Regions from separate parts of the Homo sapiens genome. Here region 2 is linked to region 1. A link is a loop called in an ENCODE intact Hi-C map of the cell type or tissue named here. Cell type or tissue: B cell. All regions are shown on one strand. Each heading gives the region's core, and the rest is flanking DNA. Links, peaks and the distances in the headings are about the cores only.

Region 1 (10,027 bases), core at 1,374-9,373:
TGTCACCATAGAGTGGCTCTGTTTAGGTGTGAGGCAGTATCTTCTCCTAGCCAGTGTCCTCTCTCAGTAATTCAAGCTACCCATCCTTTCTTTGGGTCACCCCAAATACTATAAGGAAGAACTCTAGATTTTTCCCTTCTGTGGCTACAGCAATTCTTATAGACACCAGCGCTCTACAAGAAGCAGCGTTTTAGGAATTTCCTGCTTAGCAACCATTACATGCCCAGAGACACTGTGTTTGCCGGGTGGTTGCGTGGGGGATAGCAGAGGGATTGTCTTTGTGTCTTTGTGTTACCTGACAGCATGACAGCTTTCCCTCACTTTCTTCTTTATTGATTGACTTCTGTCAGGAACTACCATGGAGATAGAAACACCCTTCTCAAATAGGGTGACTGGCATCTGTGCTCCTCAAGCCTCGAGTCTTTTTATCTTTACCTTGTCTTAGAGGTTTCCCAATGGTTCAAAGATAAAGACTCCACACCCTGACTGGAACATGGCTGGACAATGGCCCTCCACACCCTGACTGGAGTATACTGGACAATGGCCCTTCACACCCTGACTGGAACATGGCTGGACAGTGGCCCTCCATACCATAACTGGTCCCACCTTAATGCTCTCAGCTACCATGCTCTATTTCTCTGCTTTAATCACTCTTTTATTCTCCTAAATGATCATTTCATTGTTTCTCCTCTCTCATCAAACCTACAACACCTCCTCACCACGGTCACCTTGCTTCCTGTTTAAACCAGCAGAATTGAAGGAATCCAAAGAGAGCTTCTCCAAACTCCTGAAACCACATCTACCTACCGACCTGCTTCTTCACTTTTCTTCTGTTACTACATCATGTGTTAGTATGATAACATATAACATAAAAATATTTCTCAGCCAGAATTCCACCATTTCCCATTGGTAGCTGAGAATATATTTAACAACTTGAAGCTATTATGTATTCAATATTACTTTCATGTGAATTTTGCCCTCTGTCAATTATAAGCATCTTATATGATCTATAATCCATAGGTAGTTGGAACTGTTATTTAATTCAGGTGACAGTGATTTGGGCAAAAGTCTTTAATAATGCTTTGACATAACCCTTTGGCTCTTTCTGTGACTTAAACCTTACACCCTAGACTGCAGGCATAGTTTTAAACATGAGGGCTTTCATGTTTAGCAAGAAGCTACACAGTGTGTATAAAGGTGGAGGAGTTGTGATCAGAAAAATGATGTCACGATTAAATTATGTCTCCTCTCAGTGAGCCTGTTTTCCCACTTATAATATAGGAAAATTGGACCAGAACTAGTGTTGTCTTAGCTATTGCTTGTTTTTGTTCTGCTTCTTCAAATAAATGCACCTGAAACCACTGTATCTAACATGGATAAAGGTGTAGCTGCTCTGGTTGGAGCTGGGCAGAAGACCTTCACCTTAACTCTATTCTGTTCTGGGATAATTTTGAAACACAGAGTTCTCTTTATTTGTACACTGGGCCCTCCCTATCAGTGGGTACCACATCTGTGGGTTCAATCAACCACAGATTGAAAATATTTGAAAAAAAAATTGCATCTGTACTGAAAATGTAAAGACTTGTTTTTATTGTCACTATTCCCTAAACAATAAATACGGTATAACAACTATATAATATTACATTGTATTAGGCATTATAACTAATCTAGAGATGACTCAAAGTACACGGGAGGATGTGTATAGGTTATATGCAAATACCTTGCCATTTCACATTAGGGATTTGAGCATGTACAGGTTTTGGTATCTGCGCAGGTCCTGGAATGGATCCCCTACAGATAATAAATTTTAGGATCTACTGCCTAAGGACTATTATTTTTCTCTCTTTAGGGACTAAGCAGGAAGGATCAAACTGGCCTGCCCTTGGCAAGCTCTGGTGCTCACCATCATGTCTAGGAGGCTGGGCCTCACTGGGCTCACTCACCTCACTGGGCTCACTCACTCACTTTCCGTGCCTCCGGGAAAGGATGCTCAGAATCCCAGCTGCAGCCCAGCAGGCCCACCCCTGCTCTGATCCTCTGTGTAGCTGAAATCGCAAAGCAAAAGTTAGTTTTATTTTCTTGAAGTGCAAGTTCAAATTATGTATTTCCTCCCATAGTCTCTATACAAGCTAGATGTGCATAAAAGTCTTACATAAAATGATGGCTAAACCTTGGAGGATTTTATTCTTTAATTAAATGTAACTTATAGGACAGAGTATGGCATAGCTGCACATGGCTACAATTTTCTACATGGTTTTGTATGCTTGGATTCCTGATCTCCTGGTCTATGTTTTACCCAGGTTTTTTAGCCTCACCCCAGAGCTTTCCACCTCTAGAAATATGCTGCACCGTCACCATGCTTGCTGGAAAGTTTCTTGTTTAAAAATTCTGCAATCAGCACAAGTTACATCTATTGATTCTCATATAAAAATAGTGATATTTCTCATTCCTTTTAAAATGGTTTCATAAGAAATAGCTTATGCACACTTGCAAGTATGTTCATTTTCAAAGTTCTGTTTTACTTTTTATAATTAGTTTTTAAAGATAGCTTTTAAAGAGAGTTGATTAAACAAGACTTTAATGATTAGAAACTTACCAGGGCTTTTCTGAAAACTTCTATCTTTATATTAGAAACATAAAATAAGTCTTCATGAGGCTGTTTGATCTGGATCCCTTAGATTAGTTCCCCTTTCTTGATAATTTGCAAGAGTCACGTTCTGGAAAGCAGCTATGAGGAAGCAGAGCTGTAGGCAGAACAGACTTGGTCCTTGTTCAGTTTGCCGGAGGATATACTTGTTGAGAACGTATTGCATAAAACAATGATATCACAACCAATTAAAATGCAATAGACTGGACTGCTGCTGAGGAAATGTTTATGAAACAGATTTTCCCCCCAACTTTCTACTATGAAAATGTTTGAACATACAGAAAATTTGAAAGAATAGTGAAAAGAATACCCTTCTCCTAGGTAGCATCTCTTTGTGTACTTACTTCTAAGAAAATAAATAAAACTCAAAAAGTATGTGACAGGTACACTTTATCTCTCTTCCAGCATTCCACATTCAATGTGGAGCAAATCCTATGGGGTGTATCTTCAAAATATACCCAGCATTTGACTACCTGACACCACTACCACCTGGTCCAAGCCTTCCTCATCTCTTTCCTGGATTATAGGAATAGCTTCCTTGCCAGGTTCCCTCTTGCTGTTATTGATCTCTTCAGGGACTTCTCAAAAAAGCAGCCGGAATGACCCTGTTAAAATGTAAACATCATATCAATGTTGTGTCCAACCCTGTCTGTGGCTTTCCATCTGACAAGGCCTCACACAATCTGGTACCCTGCTAATCCTCTGATATTAGGTCTTTTATTTTTCCCTCTAAATCTGGCCCAGTCCCCTGACCTCCTCGTTGCTTCCTGAAGGAAGCACCTGCCCCTGTTTCCAGCCACTACACTTGTTTTCCCTTCCTGGAATGTCCCTGGATACCAGCAGGGCTCACTCTTTCACTTTGTTGAGATCTTTTGTCAAATGTCACCTTCTCAGCAAGGCACTGTTTGGCCAGCCTACTGAAAACTTTATCCCACCTCCCAACATTTCCTATCCCTCTTCTGGCTTCATTTTTTATCTACTTAGGACTTACAAGCAGCAAATATTTTATATATTTTAACCTATTTATTTTCTGTCCAACCCATTATTCTATGCACTCCATAAGGACAAATTTCTTTACATTTTGTTCATTATCTGGCATTGCCTAGCACATAATAGCTTCTTAACAAAAATCTGTTAAATGAGTAACACATTTTCTTAGAGTAGTTAAAAGTAATGAATATTTGAAAGGCCTTGAGCTACCAGTGTCTGTGGGTCAAAGGACTTCCTCATTTTCCTAGGGAAATTATTTCGCTTGGCTGGAACTCCAGGTAGAAATCTGGGGAAATCTCTTTACTGTGCTACCCGTTAGGCCAGAATGAACTCCAGCTTCTATCATCTGGTCACAAATAATGAAAAGGAAGTTTTTTTTTCAAAAGGAAAGCAAAACAAATGAATATATTTTCTCCTGCAGTTTTTGTAGATACCCTAGTTACAGACTACACCTTACCAACTTTCTGCTGTGTCACTCACAGTCACCGAATGAGGCCATTTCTCACACAGCGTTTTCCCTGGAGGAGGTCCCTTTTGACTCTAGGTCCCCAGTGTCTTAAGACCTTTGCTGTTTTCACCCTCTGCCTTTGCTGGGAAGCTGCTCTTCTGGCAAGGGGCTTACACTTTCCACAGACACAGTCTGCTCGGGTGAGATGCAATACCTTCTTTTAGCTGGTGTCCTCTTTCAGAAATTTAACCAGCCAGTCTCTCTCTGGAAATGCTAAAGATGGAAAAAACAGACTCCAGATTTTTTCTTTCGTTTTAGCCAGTACAATTTTAAGAGCATCTGGATGTATGCTGTTGGAACTAAGTAACAATCAAAATGACCATGATTAGTGTGGACAAATTTTGTGATTGCCTTGACTTAAGTCTTGGCTTTCTAGGGGCCCTCAGTGTCCTGTTTTGAAACAATTGTGAAGACAAATATTATCTTTAGCAACGTTGGTTATTGACAAAGGAGTTGCAGGTTGGCATCCTCAACACTTCAGTTTTCTCTCTTTGATGCTCAGCAAGAATTTCCAAGTCAGCAAACTCTCAGGGACAAGCCCACCCCATCTTTGAGAGACCCTCAGCAACACCGCTGATATCCATGCCCTAGGGAGGTGTTCTGCTCTGCAGGATTCTTAGAACTGATGTAGGGGAAACACACTTCAGAATCTGGCTGTAGCCCAGGAGAGCTACCCACACCCTCCTTGCATAGTCTGGCAGACAGAAGCCACACAAGCAAGTTAGTTTCGTTTTCCTGAAGAACACTTTGCATTTTTTTTCTTAGTTTTCAACCAGATTGCTGGATAAGATGTATGTGAATGAAATACTTTAATAGAATAATATTTAGCCTCTGCAGAGTATTAACTTTGATAAAATGTAAAAGTTTTAATAACATCTTACGTTATGAAGACAGAATTTTGTGTAATTACACAAGATCACACGTTCCTTTAGAATCTTCAGTGCTTAAATTCCTGACCCTGTTTGCATCGTTTCTCTATCCTCTTTTCCAAAGCCTGCCTGCCACAATCAGAAACCCTCCCACTATCCTAATTACACTTAATGGTATGTTTCTTTTTAGAAGAGCACTTACAAAGTTATTATCAGTTAAATATACTGACATGTATTTAATCCATTGATTTTTCTAATTACTCTAGTATTTTTATAAGTAATCGTTTATGTACAAACATATATTTATATAAAAAGTACAGCTGAAGTTTTAAAAAATAGCTGTCGCCTCAAAAGCATAACAAATAAAGGTTTAATGATTCAGTTTACTTACCAGGATTTTCCTGAAAATGTCATCGTTTTATATCAGAAACTTGAAACAGGCCATTTGAACTTTTGCTGTCTCATTCCTCTTCTGATGGCTAGGAGACATGAAGTGTAAGGATCCTTTTTTAAAAACTGAGGCATTAAATTGTGAAGTCTTCTGTTCTCCCAGTACTCTGACTTTCTGAGGGTGTGTCAGAGTGCCAGTTGAGAAGCAGGAGGAAGTTGAAGTATAGACAGTTTCAGTTTTGCTTTAGAACATTCTTTTTTCTTGAGTTTAGAAGGATCTGAAATGTTTTTTAATCAATAACATTACCAAAAATATCAATAAATTTGAATCACTGCTTAGAAACTGTTTACCAGGCAGATTTTTAAGTTATAAGAGTTAAGGAATAAGGAAACAACAAACAAACAAACAAAAAAACCCAGTGACCCAAAAAACTACCTACAGGACAAAGAGAATGGAAATACCAGGGAGAAAATTAATATGTCAGTGCAATCTAAGTTCCTGTTACTGGTTGAATTGTGTCCCCCAAACATTCATATGTTAAAGTCCTAATCCTCACTCCCTCCAAATGTAACTGTATTTGGAGATAAGGTCTTTCAGGAGATAATTAAGTTAAAATGAGGTCATTAGAGTGTCTGTAATTGAATCTGACTGTGTCCTTGTAAGAAGACGAGATTGGGACACAGACACATACAGAGGGAAGACCATGTGAAGACACAAAGAAAAGATGGCCATCTACAAGCCAAGGAGAGAGACATCAGAAGAAACCAACCCTGATAATGTCAGAGACATTCGAACCAGAGTGACTCCATTTTGAATGAGGGCTACGAAAATGAGGCTGAGACTTGCTGGGCTGCCTTCTCAGAAAGGTAGGCATTCCTAGCCTCTAGATGTTTATGATTAAGGGAGCAAATTAATAATATTTACTAAGCAGACCGTGACTTGGGAGTGTCCAGATATCCCAATATCTGGAGAACAGAGGCATTCTTAATTTTGCTTTAAAGAAAATAATATTGATTCTTGCAAAATACACTAATTAAGAAAATTAATTCTTTATCAGAAACCCTTGTAGCAAAACACATCTCTCCATATATACAAGCATTGTACCTAGGGTGGATGTGTTCCTCCTCTTACTTTCGGGAACGTCCTACTCTGTCTGTGGAGTAGCTGTCCTTTTACCACTGTACTTTCTTAATAAACTTGCTTTTACTTTGCACTGTGGACTCGCCCTGAATTCTTTCTTGCATGAGCTCCAAGAACCCTCTCTAGGGGTCTGGATTGGAACCCTGGTCCTGTAACATTTCTGGCAACCATGAGGGACCGATACTGAAGAACCTCCCCACCAACCCAAAGGAAATGGACTATAGCACTGATTGGATGACTTTGGGTAAGTGGTGGGGTACCCGGGTAAAGAATGGGATTGGGTTAGAGGCCCAACTTAGGGGAATTAGAGTCTCTCCGAAGACAGGGTGAATTAGAGACCCCTGTTAATAAAAGGCAAAGATGCTTGACTGACCTCGGATTAGAGGACCAACTTAAAAGGTTTAGAGTTCCTTCTAAGATTTAGGGGGTTAGAGGGCCCTCTCAGTAAAGTCCCTCTCTGCTAAAAAAGGGTTTGGCACTGCAGGCTATGCACTTTGTATTAATCTGCCTTGTCCTCCTTGCTGCATAAATCAATTTCTTGGTTGCTGTCTGTGTTTCACTGTCATTTTCGGGAGACTTTATCTAAATGGTCTTAGGGATTTTAACTTACTCTTTTCCTATGTGCCTCCTGATTTCCATGTGTCTGCTCTTGAAACATTGGGAACAAAAAGCATTGACGGCTCCGTCTTTAAAATTGCTGATTGAGATTTGGTATTCAACAGCTATGAGCAATAAAATTAGATTATGTTTTGTTGCTGCTATGCCGACTAGGTGTGATCGAGAAGCACTAGGATGGAAATCAGGGGACTCTGATGTTTTGTTTCACTTTGCACACTAAAAACACTTCTTTCCTTTCTTGCATTCAGGCAAACCGGCTTTGCTTGTTCAATCCACACTGTCTCTATTGCCCAGAACCTGCTTGCTCTGGTCATTCCCATCTAAATCCTCTTCATTTCCCTTGCCTTATTCAACATTTTTGTCAAAGTCCATGTTGTGGTTTATCTAAGATTCATGACTCAGCTCACTTATGTTATTTGGATAATGTGAATCATGTTTGATGAGAGGAAAAGAGGAAAAAAAGCTAGACATACTAGATGATCCTTTAATGCAAGCAACCTTGGTTCAGCAGGCAGTTTTGGGTGGAGCAGAACCTCCTTCTGTCAGCTCTGAAGGTTCAGATGTGTCTGTCCTTTCTCCCTCTATCCCCTTGGAGAACCCTTTGTCCCATCCTCCTTACCCATCTAGCCCCACTCTATACCCACCACTCCCTGAGGAACTTAGCCTGGTGAGTACTACCCCTAGTGGAGCCTCCTATCAACCTCCAAAGGGAAACCTTTGTCCACTTAGAGAGGTGGCAAATGGGGAAGAAGGCACTGTGAGAGTACATGTTCCCTTTTTTTTTTTTTGTCTGATTTGACTCTATGTAAAGAGAAGTTTGGTGATTTCTCTGAAGACCCAGGAAGATTCATAGATTAATTTGAGAAATTAATTCTGACCTATAGTTAACTTGGCAGGATCTCCATGTTTTGTTGTCTCTGTGTTGTACAGTGGAAGAGAAACAATGCATTTTGGGGACAGCTAGGGCTCATGCAGATGAGGCATTGGCTAACAACCCAAACCATAATACATATCAGGCAGGAGGTAGAGCAGTTCCAGATCAAGATCCAGAGTGGAACTATCAAAGGGGCAGTGACAACTTGGGGAGGAGCGATCATATGGTCACTTGTTTGTTGGAAGGGATGAAGAAATGTATGAAAAAGCCTGTTAACTATGAAAAATTAAGGAAGTTTCTCAGGACAAAGATGAGAATCCAGCTTTGTTTCAAGGGCATTTAGTTGAGGCAATTAGGAAATATACTAACACTGATCCTGCTTCAAGGGAAGGACAAACCCTTTTGAGAGTACATTTTATAACCCAGTCTGCCCTTGATATCCATAGGAAACTAGAAAAAGCAGCTATGGGTCCCCAAACTCCCATATGGAACAGCTTTTGGATATGGTATTTTTAGTTTTCAATAACAGGGACAAAGCAGAGGAAGCAGAAGGAGTAAGAAGGACCTCCCACAAGGTGCAGCTCTTGGCTGCAGACTTAAGCTTACCTCCCACATGGGGTTGCCCTCCTGGTTCTTGGCCTGAACAAGGGAAGCTGAAAGGTGGGAAGTCAGAGTCACCTTGCCTTGGGCATTAATCAGTGTGCACACTGTAAGAAAACTGGCCTTTGGAAGAGGGATTGCCCAGTGCTCTGAAGGGAGCCATTGGCACCTGAAGCAATGATGGCTGAAATAGCCAGGCAAACCCAAGAGTGACGGGGTCTGAGACTTTCCAGCACAGCTCCCATCAGACAACTAGTTATTATCTCTGGAGAAGCCTTGGGTAACCCTTGACGTGGCAGGTAAGAACATTAACTTCCTTCTGGGTTGCTTATTCTGTTTTGACCCATTATAATGGGTCTCTGTCACCCCAGAACTGTATGGCCATGGGGATAGATGACAAGCCCATAGATGCCATTTTACCTATCCTTTAAGCTGCTCTTCAGGGACCTTGCTTTTCTCCTGAATGCCCCACCCCTTGTTGGGAAGGGATTTGTTAACTCAGCTGCGAAGAGTACTATCTTTTGGAAATCATAAGGCAGACTGAAATTGCTCCTTCTTCTTTCCTGTGAGTAAATATCAGCCTTTGTTGCTAAACATCCTGATATAACACTTAAAGTATGCCATATGTTGAATCCAGCTACCTATTTGCCTGAACCCACAAGTATCGTACATTATTCTTGTATATAAGTTATGCTGCAAGTTTACTCCAGCTGTCCAGATTTAAAGGATAAGCCTCTAGATAATCTTGAGGCAGTATGGTTTACAGATGGAAGTAGCTTTGTGCACCAGGGAGATGGGAAAGCTGGGTATGCCGTTGACAGTCAACACGAGGTAATCGAATCTCAGGCCTTACCAGCTTCTACCTCAGCTCAAAAGGCGGAATTAATAGCTCTTATTAGAGCCCTGCAATTGGGAAAGGACTTAAGAATTAACATTTCACTGATTCTAAGTATGCCTTCCTGATACTTCATGCTCATGCTGCTATCTGGAAGGAATAGGGACTCCTAACTGCTAAGGGTTCCCCTATAAAACATCACTTAGAAATTCTGGGCCAGGCACGGTGGCTCATGCCTGTAATCCCAGCACTTTGGGAGGCTTAGGAGTGGGGATTGGGAAGGGGGGGGGGTGGATCACTTGAGGTCAGGAGTTCGAGACCAGCCTGGCCAACATGGTGAAACCCCGTCTCTACTAAAAATACAAAAAAAATTAGCCGGGCATTGTGGCAGGTGCCTGTAATCCCAGCTCCTCAGGGGGCTGAGGCAGAAGAATTGCTTAAGCTTGGCAGGTGGAGGTTGCAGTGAGCTGAGAAAAGAGGCTCTTCCCTTAGTGTGACTAAGGGAAACTCCTTTGCAGATGCAGCTGCTAAGGCCACAGTGTTAAAGGAGCCCCC
Region 2 (10,027 bases), core at 797-8,796, 51 kb before region 1:
TTTGATCTTCTTGTACCTGGATATTCATATTTTTTCTCATAAGTTTGCAAATTCTTTGTTATTTCTTGGAATAAATTTTCTATCCCAATCTCTTTCTCTATATCCTCTTTAAGGCTAATAACTCTTACATGTGCCCTTTTAAGGTTATTTTCTAGATATTGTTGGCATACTTCATTTTTTTTTCTTCTCTGGTGGTATATTTTCATATAACCTGCCTTTGAGCTCACTAATACTTTCTTCTGCTTGATCAGTTCTGCTGTTGAGATATTCTGATGCATTTTTCAGTTTGTCAATTAAATTTTTTAGCTTCAGAATTTCGGTTTAAATTTTAAATTATTTCAATTTTTGTTAAATTTCTCTGATTGAAAATTCTGTATTCCTTCTCTGTATTATCTTGAAGTTCATCATGCTTCCTCAAGACAGCTATTTTGAATTCCCTGGCTGAGGTCACATATCTCTGTCACCCCAAGGTTGATCACTGGTGGCTTATTTAGTCTTTCTGATGAGATCATGTTTTCTTGGATGTTTCTGATGCTTGTGGATGTTTGTTGATGTCTGGGCATTGAAAAGTTAGGTGTTTATTCCAGTATTCACAGTCTTGTCTTGTTCATGCCAGTCTTTCTTGAGAGGGTTTTTCATGATTTCAAAGGGTATTGAGTATTGCTACTTAAGCCTATGGTTACTGCAGTCATTTCAACACTAGGGAGTGCCCTAAGCCCAAGAACACTGAAGCTTTTGCAGACTCCTAGATACACAATCTTGGTGGACTTGGGGAAGATAAAGGAGAATTCCCTGGGTTCCTAGACAAAGTCTCTTACTCTCTTCCCTCTCTTTTCCTTAAGCAAAAGTCTCTCTTTCTGCACTGGGCCTTCTGGAACTGTTGGAAGGGTGACATGGACACTCCTATGGCCACCCCAGCAGGCACTGCTCTGGGTTGTACCTGAAGCCCATTGTCTCCCAGACCAGCACAGTTTTGGTGCTTGCCCAAGGCCCATGGCCACTACTGCCTGGCGGCCACTGATGTTTACTCAAGGCCCACAGCCACTTTAGTCAGCAGGTGGTGAATCCTTCAAGGACTAGGTTTATCCTTGGTTCTCTACACTACAGAGCCAAACCATATCACCAGGTCACTTTAGTTGGCTGGTGGTGAAGCTGGCCAGGACTAAACTTTCTCCCACTGAGACAGAGAATTTCTCTCTGACTCAGGGCTAGTCTAAATGCTTCCTTCATGGACACTGGCAGAATTCTACTTGGTGTTGTGTTCCACCGTGACAGAGTGGCATTGAGTTCAAATGCAAAGTTTCACACTCACTTTGCTCTTTCTCCTTCAAACACACAGATTATCTCCATACATTGTGCTGCTGGGGTTCGGGGAGGTGTGGTGTAGGCAATGTAAGACTGTCCTTCCTACCTTCTTCAATGCCTCTTTCCTTATCAGTAGGTTAAAACCAGGTACTAAGATCACTCATCTGATTTTATGTTCTTATGAAGGTGGATTTTTATATGAACAGTTGTTCAAATTGCTGTTCCTGCAGGGGGATGATTGCTGGAGGGCTCTATTCAGCCATCTTGCTCCTCCTCCTCCTCCAAATTACAGAATTTAAACATTCTATAATTAAGTTTGTGAGGCCAGGCATGGTGGCTCACACCTGTAATCCCAGCACTTTAGGAGGCTGAGGCAGGTGAATTGCTTGAGCTCAGGAGTTCGAGACCAGCATGGACAACATGGCAAAACTCTGTCTCTACAAAACATACAAAAATTAGCTGGGCACAGTGGCATGTGCCTATAGTCCCAGCTACCCGGGTGGCTGAGGTGGGAGGATTGCTTGAGTCCGGAAGGCAGAGGTTGCAATGAGCTGAGATCATGACACTACACTCAAGCCTAGGCAATGGAGCCAGACTCTGTGTGTGTGTGTGTGTGTGTGTGTGTGTGTGTGTGTGTATCTATATATATCTCAAGTCTGTGATTCTTTTAGAGTTAATTTTTGAAAAAGATGTGAGATTCAGGTTGAGGTTCATTGTTTGGCCTATGGATATTTAATTGCTTCATACCACTTATTGAAAAGGTTATCCTTTCCCCATTGAATTGCTTTCATATATTTGTCAAAAATCAATTGAGCTTATTGTGTGGGTTTATTTATGGAGTCTCCATTCTATCCCATTATGTCTGTCCCTCTGCCAATACCACACAGCCTTGATCACTATAGCTAAATAATAAGTCTTGGAATCTGGTAGACTGGTTTTGTCTACTTTCTTCTTCCTTTTGTATGTATGTATGTATGTATGTATGTATGTATGTATGTATGTATGTATAATTTTAGAGGCAGGGTCTAGCTCTGTCACCCAGGCTGGAATGCAGTGGTGTAATCATAGCTCCCTGCAACCTTGAACTTCTGGACTCAAGTTATAATCCCACCCCAGCCTCCCAAGTAGCTGGGACCACAGGTGTTTCCCACCACTCCCAGCTAATTTTTGAAATTTTTGTAGAGAAGGGGTCTTACTATATTGCCCATGCTGGTCTCAAACTCACGGCCTCAAGCAATCCTACTGCCTCAGCCTCCTCAAACATTGGGATTACAGATGCAAGCCACTGTGCCTAGCTAAGACACACACACACACACACACACACACACACACACACACACACACGTCTTATATAGAGTGACATATATATAACATGTGATATATATATATGAGTCACTCTCACAAACAGACTGTTATATCTCCCAAATAAACACACACACACACACACACACACACACACACACACACACAGCGAGAGAGAGAGAGAGAGAGAGAGAGAGAGAGAGAAAGCATGATAGCATGATTGGATTCTGGTAAGAATGAGAGAGCTATCAAACTGGGATGAAAATCTGACCCAAGTGAAGGAGAAGTGAAGCATCCTTGACTTACTAGATCCCCAATTTTTACTCCTAGGCTTTCTTTCTAATAAAATCTTCACACATTTAATCCTTTCTTGGTATCTGCTTCTCGAAGGACCTGGAGTAATAGATTGAAAAAAAACCTGGTGAAAAGGGGAGATAAAGTGTTAACCTTAGAATTTTTTGTAGCATTCCCAAGGGAATGAGAAAAATAATCTACAAACATAAAACAACAACAACAACAACAATTAATAGTAATAATAAAAGCATTAGTGCAAGAAAACACAGTTGAGATACAAGGGATAGAACTCTCTATCTCACTGCCTACCTTGGTCAGTTTACATACCATGTTCACACACCTTTGAAAACCTGCCACATGATTCAAGGTATGATTGAAAGGATAGCCCCTGTTTTGGAGCTTAAAGTTCTTCTAAAACATACACAAAACTTCCATAAATTGGAAACAGATATGTATTGGGAGTAATAGTTAAGAACGAAGACAAAATTAAATCAGTTCTGAAGCATATACCCATTAAATAATTCCCTGTAAGTCCTCTTCAACTGCTTTCTTAAAAAACAGGAAGAAGTTCAGGTGAATGGACAAAGACTAAAATCAAGTTAAGATGTCACTGTTATCACTTTGGAATAGTGAAAGAAATTTGCTTTTTAAGGTCATGTGTCAATGCCGTTTAAGTTTCAAACTTAAATGGGTATTGGAGATGGTTGTAGGAATTAAAGAGTTTCAGGGATACCATGCTTGGATATCTTGTTTGTCCCTCCATATACGCTCTCCTCTTTTCCATACCTTGCTGATCGGTATGAACTGTATCAGTGGGCTCCCTTGTCCTCTAGTTTCTGGTTGAATTTGAACCAATGGGAAGCACAGGCAAGAGATTAAAGAGAGGAAGAAGAGTAAAATTATATTATTTATTCCCCTGGGCTTTCTCCTTGTGGGGCACTTCAGGCTGGCTGCATCCCTCCACTGAAGGTCACAGTTCCTATTAAGCAGTCCTCTCCAGAAAGTGCCCTCACCTTACTCCCACCGCCATCCTGCTAACAGTTCCCTTCTCTTGCCCTTCAGGAATAAGGATAGTAGGTGCTCCTCACGCTACTAGCTAGTCTGAGGGCACTGTTTTATCCCTTGAGACTTCCCTACTCCCTCTCCACACTTTCGAAAATAGTTCCTTTATTAAACTCTCCTCAAAGGACTACTTTTAAATGTGTCATCTGTTTCTTGCCAGGATTTTCACTTGAAGAGCATGAACTTAAATGAATCACTAAAATATGGGATTAGATTATATTTACTTCAACTAGGAAGAAATGGTGATAGCTTATCACTAAAGGATAGATTTCTGGATTTCAAACTGAACAATTCCCTTCTTCCACTAATGAAAGGAAATGCACTTTTTGACTTTCCTGAGTGTTCTCAGAGGTGAGGTATGACTTTCAGGCCATATTGGATGCCATAGAATTTAAAACTTGGCTATGATATTATGATGGTGGTGTACATACATATTTAAGTTTTAAAAATACATAAAAGAACAGAGAACAATAGTATACACACTTTAATTGGAGATTAGCTTCTTGACAATAAAGTGAAAAATCTATAATTATTTCAGTGTATATGAACTCTTTTTTTTTTTAAGCACATTTTAAGTTGAGCAACAGGGAGACCTTTGGAGGAGCAAGGGATATAAAAATAATGAGGAATTAAATAATTTTATTGTTCTTAGAGAAATAAGTCAAATAATCTTCACTCTGGTATTACTTTCTGAGAGCTTTTTTCTTTCTTTTTTTTTTTCACATCCTAAATAGCCAGAAGCAAAATTTGGCATGCTATAGTTTCTAAACTTCTTTTGTTGAGGCTACCATTTGTTTTGGGACTGTTGATAAACATTTTCTTTTTCAACGCTGAGTTTGGAAACTATCGTGTATTACAGTGACCTAATTAGTGGTTTCCAAAGGGACAGTTAACAAAAATTCTGATGTCTTTCCACCCTAGGTTGTATCTGAATTGGGAAATAGAATGTGCAACTTGAAAAGACCTTCAGGAGTTCTGTTCAATTGAGAACTGCTGGCCTGTGAAAGAGAAAATCAATATTTTAATCTCACCTTCTGTTATGGTCTGAATGTGTCTTCCCAAAATTTATATGTTGAAATGTAATCACCCTCGTGATAGTATTAAGAGATCGAGCCTTCAGGAGGGGATTAAGTCATAAAAAGTTCAGGGAGCTGCCACAGGGATGGGGCTACACAGAGAGCCCCTACTAGGGCAATTTCTATTGGAGCAGCAGGAGTGGGGCCACTGCAGAAAGGCCCCACCAGGGCAATGCCCAACAGAGTTATGGAGTTGGGGTCACCACAGAAAGCCCCCACTGTGGCAATGTTTAGTGGAATTGTGGAAGCAGGATGATCTCTGAGATCCCAGACTTGTAAAGCCACCAGTGTGCAATGTGCAGTGCCAGCCTGAGAGAGCCTCAGGCACTCGACTTCAACCCCTAAGAGCTGCTGCATGGGCTGCACCCAGCAAAGCCATGAAGGCAGTGCTGTCTGAGGGATTGGGGGCCCAACCTCCACTCCAGTGTGTGCAGAAGGCACGGCATGGAGTCAGAAAAGATTATTCCCAAGCCTCAAAACTTAATATTGTTTGCTTTGTGTTTTGGACTTACTTGGGACTTGGGATCTTCTTTCCTATTTTTCCCTTTTGGACTAGGAATGTTTATCGTATGCTTGTCCCACCATTGTAGTTGGAAGCACATAACTTGTTTGATTTTACAGGCTCACAGCTGGAAAGGAATTTGCCTTATGAAGAGTCATACCTTAAGTCTCACCTGTAACTGATATAGATTAAACTCCGGACTTTAGACATTGGAGCTGGTACTGGAACAAGTTAGACTTTTGGGGCTACTGGGATGGAATGAATGTATTTTGCATATGAGAAGAATATAAATTTAGGGAGTCAAAGGTAGAATGCTATGGTCTGAATATGTTTCCCTCAAATTCATAGTTCTAAGGAAATATAAAACTAAATAGGTAAAGAGAATTATGATAGATTAAGGTGCCTGTTAAATTGATCCTGCACAATTCAGGAATTTTTAAATTTTCAGAACGAAAACTCACACACATTTATTACACTGGTGTTCTTTGGAAAAGTGGGTCTGAATTATTATAATATGAAAATTGACTTTTTTTCCTGTTAAAAAATGTTAAAATTTAACTTTGGCTCTAAAATGATAAAAATTAGATACCAAAAGAGGTGATGAACCAAAATGCATATTTTCAAAGTAGGGCGTTCAAGAACCAATTTGACAATTGACCTATAATAAAGACATAATAGAAGAGTTAACTGCATAGAGCGGGGGTCAACAAACTTTTCCTGTAAAGAGCCAGATAGTAAATGTTTTAGACTTTGTGGCCCGTAGGGTTTCTGTGGCAGCTACACAGCTCTGTTGTTGTAGTGCAAAAGCAGCCACAAACAATACTTCAACAAATGAGCAGGGCTATGTTTCAATAACACTTTATTTACAAAGACAAGCAGTAGGCTTGATTTGTCCCAGAGGCTGTAGGTTGCCCACTGCTGGCATTGAGGAAATAAGGGCTTATGAAGAGGTTCTTTTGGAGAAAGTTCTCTCATACCCCTATGAGAACCTTCTCTCAAGCCTTGAGAGAGGGGGCCTTCAAAAGGTTCACTTGAAGCGCTTTACCTGTGTCCCTCCGAATTTACAACACATGTTGTTCCCCAAACTGGAAATTACCTTCACTCCCTACCAATGGCAGAACAAACACCCATAAGTGTTTCCTGTTCCCCAAGGCAGGTCACGGGGGACAGAACATCTGCCTAAACTGGCTTAATTTGAGTTCAAAAGAATCACCCCAGAAGGCAGGAGTCCAGAAGATACAATTCTGTGCAGAGTGAACTGAAACCTGGGGCAGACTGGGAAGTGGCTTCAGAGAAAAACGTGACTGGACATTCTAATTGAAACTCCGTTTGACCAGAGGATTTCTTTTACATTTTAAAAATTGAGCTGAAATGAAATGAGCCAGGCACAGAAAGACCAATACTGCATGATTTCAGATTGGATGTGGAATCTAAAAAAGCTAAACTCATAGGAGCAGAAAGTTGAATGGTGGTTTCCAGGGTTGTAGGGGCAGTGAGGGAGGTAGTGGGAAATGAGATGTTGGTCAAAGGGTACAAAGTTTCAGTTAGGAGGAATAAATTTTGGAAATCTATTGTACAACACAATGATTATAGTTAATAATTATTGTACACTTGAAAATTTTTAAGAGAGTTGATTTTAAATGTTCTCATCACACACACAAGCAGGCTTGAGAGGTGATGGATATATTAATTACCTTCATTTAGTCATTTCACAGTATATATCTATATCAAAACATCAGGCTGAACGCCATAAATAATATACAATTTTTATTTGTCAATTAGAAAGTAACAATAAAGAGTGAGCTTATAAGTTATGGAGTTAAAATTTTATGCAGAAGCAAGGGAAAATCTTCCTCCAGTGAAAAAATTCTAATGAGATTTTGAAGACAGAAACAAATCACATTTTTTTTGTTTTTGTTTTCTAAATGTTTTACAAGAGAAAATTTCAAAAGCATAATCAGTAAGAGGGAGAAAAGTGTGCTGAATTCCATGTATCCAGCTTGCAGCCATTGTTAACTCAGGACTAATCTTGTTTCGGTTCTACTTCCCTTTCACCACCCCCACACCCCAAACACAAAATTACTGATTCTAGATCATGTCATTTATTTACAAATACTTTAGTATGTATCTCTAAAAGGCATGAACTCTTTAAAAAACATAACCATGGAATCTTCAATAATATAGTACCTTAATATCCTCAAATATCTAGTCTGTGTTCAAATTTTTCTGATTGCCTAATAATTGATTTTAGATTTTGCTCAAATTAGGATCTAAAGTCTATATGTTGCCCTTTAGTTGTTAAGTCCCTTATAATGTATAGATTCCCCAACATTTTTTTGGTCCTTTGCAATTTCTTTCTTTTTTGGTTGAAGAAACCAAAAAAGAAAACCAGGTTTTTGTCCTGTGAATTTCCCCTTTCTGGATATTGCTGATTGCATATTTGTGGTGGTGTTAGTAGGATTTTTTTAAAATTTCTTTTGAATTGCAAATAAGATCCAGAGACCTGATCAAATTCAGGTTTAATTATTTGGCAAGACCATGTCACGGGTGATGTGTGCACTCCTATAGTACTTCCAGGCCCATAATGTCTGGTCTTCCTCTGTGATGTTAATATTTATCAGGATTTGGGACAGTTTGATAAATCCATTAGAAATTTTTGTTTTTTAATCAGCTTTCCACTTAATGGTTTTGGCAGCCATTGATGACTGCCCATATCCATAATTTTATTAGGGGAAAATTACATTTTGATTACGTATCGCTGGTTGTTTTTGTTCAAAACATAGGTTGTATGTTAATCTGCCAGTACATTGGCATCTTCTGGATGAGGGACTCATTAGTCTTCTCACAAGAGTCCCTTTTGTTCATTAGCTTGTGGAATTTGAGTGTCTGTATGTTTTTTTTTTAATTGTTTGTTTGGAGGGGAGTTGATAAGCTAATTAGCTATAGAGACAAATTTCATTTTTGCTTAACTGAATCTCACTGCATGAAAAGGCAATCTAATTCTCCAACCTACTTTGGTAAGGTCTGATGACTTCTGTGGGCATGACCTTCAGAAGACTGGTTGGTCCTCTGTTTTGGAAGATCCTTGAGTGCCAAGCACATGATACATTGATGATCTGCTTAGTAAGAATAAATGTTGCTCCTCAGTTTGAGAGGTTTTTGCTGTCTTTGAGAAATATTTTCCCAGACATTCTAATGTCTAAATGCCATTTGAGTAGACAATCTTCTTCAATCCATGCCTGGTAAGTAGTGGGGTTCTGTGTAGCCAGCTTATTACACTAACTTCTCCTGACTCCAGTCATAGCTCCTTATTATTTTGTCATCAATGATGTTAACCAAACCAAGGAACATATTTGCTACTTTTCATATATCTCACTCCTTCCTTTTTCACTATTGTCTTTGTAGAACTCATAACATGTTTAAGAGGAAATTAAATACTGCATGTACAGATCTGAAGAGCTAGAGGCTGTATCTATAACCTTGCCGGTTTAAAGCATAGATCTTGAGTCCAAAAAAATTAAATGGGTACTGAGATCAAATTCTTGGAGGAAGAATATCAGGCTCTTAAACAATTTCAATGTCATAAGCAAGTGGGCCTCCAATGGAAAATCCCAGGTAAAAAGACACCTTCTCTATGCTTCTGCCACTTCTAAGTTGACCTAAAAAAGCGGGAGTGATGGGTATTGTGATTTTTTCATTGATTCCATATTCTATATATAAACAATTGTTTTCAGCTCGACCTTGTAAACGAAGCAAAAGTTCTTGGACTTTTTCCTCCTTCCACACATCTCCACTCTGCCACAAGGAATTAATATCTGGTGTCTTCTTAAAGCACTGGTCAATTTTTCCTTTGTGAACAAGTCTTTCCAGTCTTTTACCTTTTCCAAGAAAGAAATATGCAATTGGTTGCTTTGTACGATGCATATGTTTATATTGCCCCTTGAAAGAATTTTTTAGTGCTTGAGCATACTCTTTCATTTGTTCAGAATGTTGATCTAGTTGTTGATTTTCTGGCCAGAATAAGAGGGAAGCTAGAAAATACGGTTCTGAAAACTGATAAGTCAGTCCTATTGGTTGCAAGACTTCTCGAAGCTGATCTTTTAGTTTTTCAACTGGCTTTACTAATCTGGAGGTAGGTTGGATACAGGAGAGAATAATGTTGGCCAAGATGAAATTTAGCTTTTCTTTTGACTGGATTTTGACAGTGCATTGTTCTAAGAGAAAAGTATATTCGTTCACTATACATTTCATAGTGCTTATAGCATCCTCTTGACTTTTGATAAGATATTCCAAGAGCCCAGAAAACTTGTCTGCTTTTAAAGCTACTAGGTTTCTCCTGCATCTCTCTACTTGAAGTGGCTCACTGAACTTTGATCCAAGACCTGTGTTGTTTTGTGATTCTTCTAAGAGACAAAATATATCTACATATTTCTTAAAATATCCAGCCACCTTTCTCCGAGTTTTGGCCTCTTCATTTTGCTTAATA

What was found. A loop is a pair of places that touch in the nucleus more often than their neighbours do. Peaks named below come from ENCODE experiments on the same cell type or tissue, not always from the same donor. Only the 100,000 strongest peaks of a DNase experiment are listed, where the experiment ranks them.
Region 2: it touches region 1 in a loop (9-fold over the local background); 3 of 110 quality-filtered maps call a loop at or near these places.

The regions. Positions count from the first base shown.
Region 1 is chr7:93,142,789-93,152,815 of GRCh38, forward strand. It overlaps SAMD9L (sterile alpha motif domain containing 9 like), which reads right to left and starts at 5,597. Exons shown (of 5, transcript NM_152703.5): 1 at 5,406-5,597; 2 at 4,095-4,358; 3 at 2,597-3,252; 4 at 1,944-2,045. RefSeq lists an enhancer at 4,797-4,896. In B cell, for the core only: no CTCF peak of the experiment used is centred there; DNase peaks (open chromatin) are centred at 2,723, 4,773 and 5,633; H3K4me3 peaks cover 3,656 bases; H3K27ac peaks cover 5,315 bases.
Region 2 is chr7:93,092,223-93,102,249 of GRCh38, forward strand. SAMD9 (sterile alpha motif domain containing 9) reads right to left here. Exons shown (of 3, transcript NM_017654.4): 3 at 7,296-10,027. The coding sequence ends at 9,106. Among named protein-coding and RNA genes, the nearest start is that of SAMD9, 21 kb to the right of the region's middle. RefSeq lists an enhancer at 688-737. In B cell, for the core only: no CTCF peak of the experiment used is centred there; no DNase peak of the experiment used is centred there.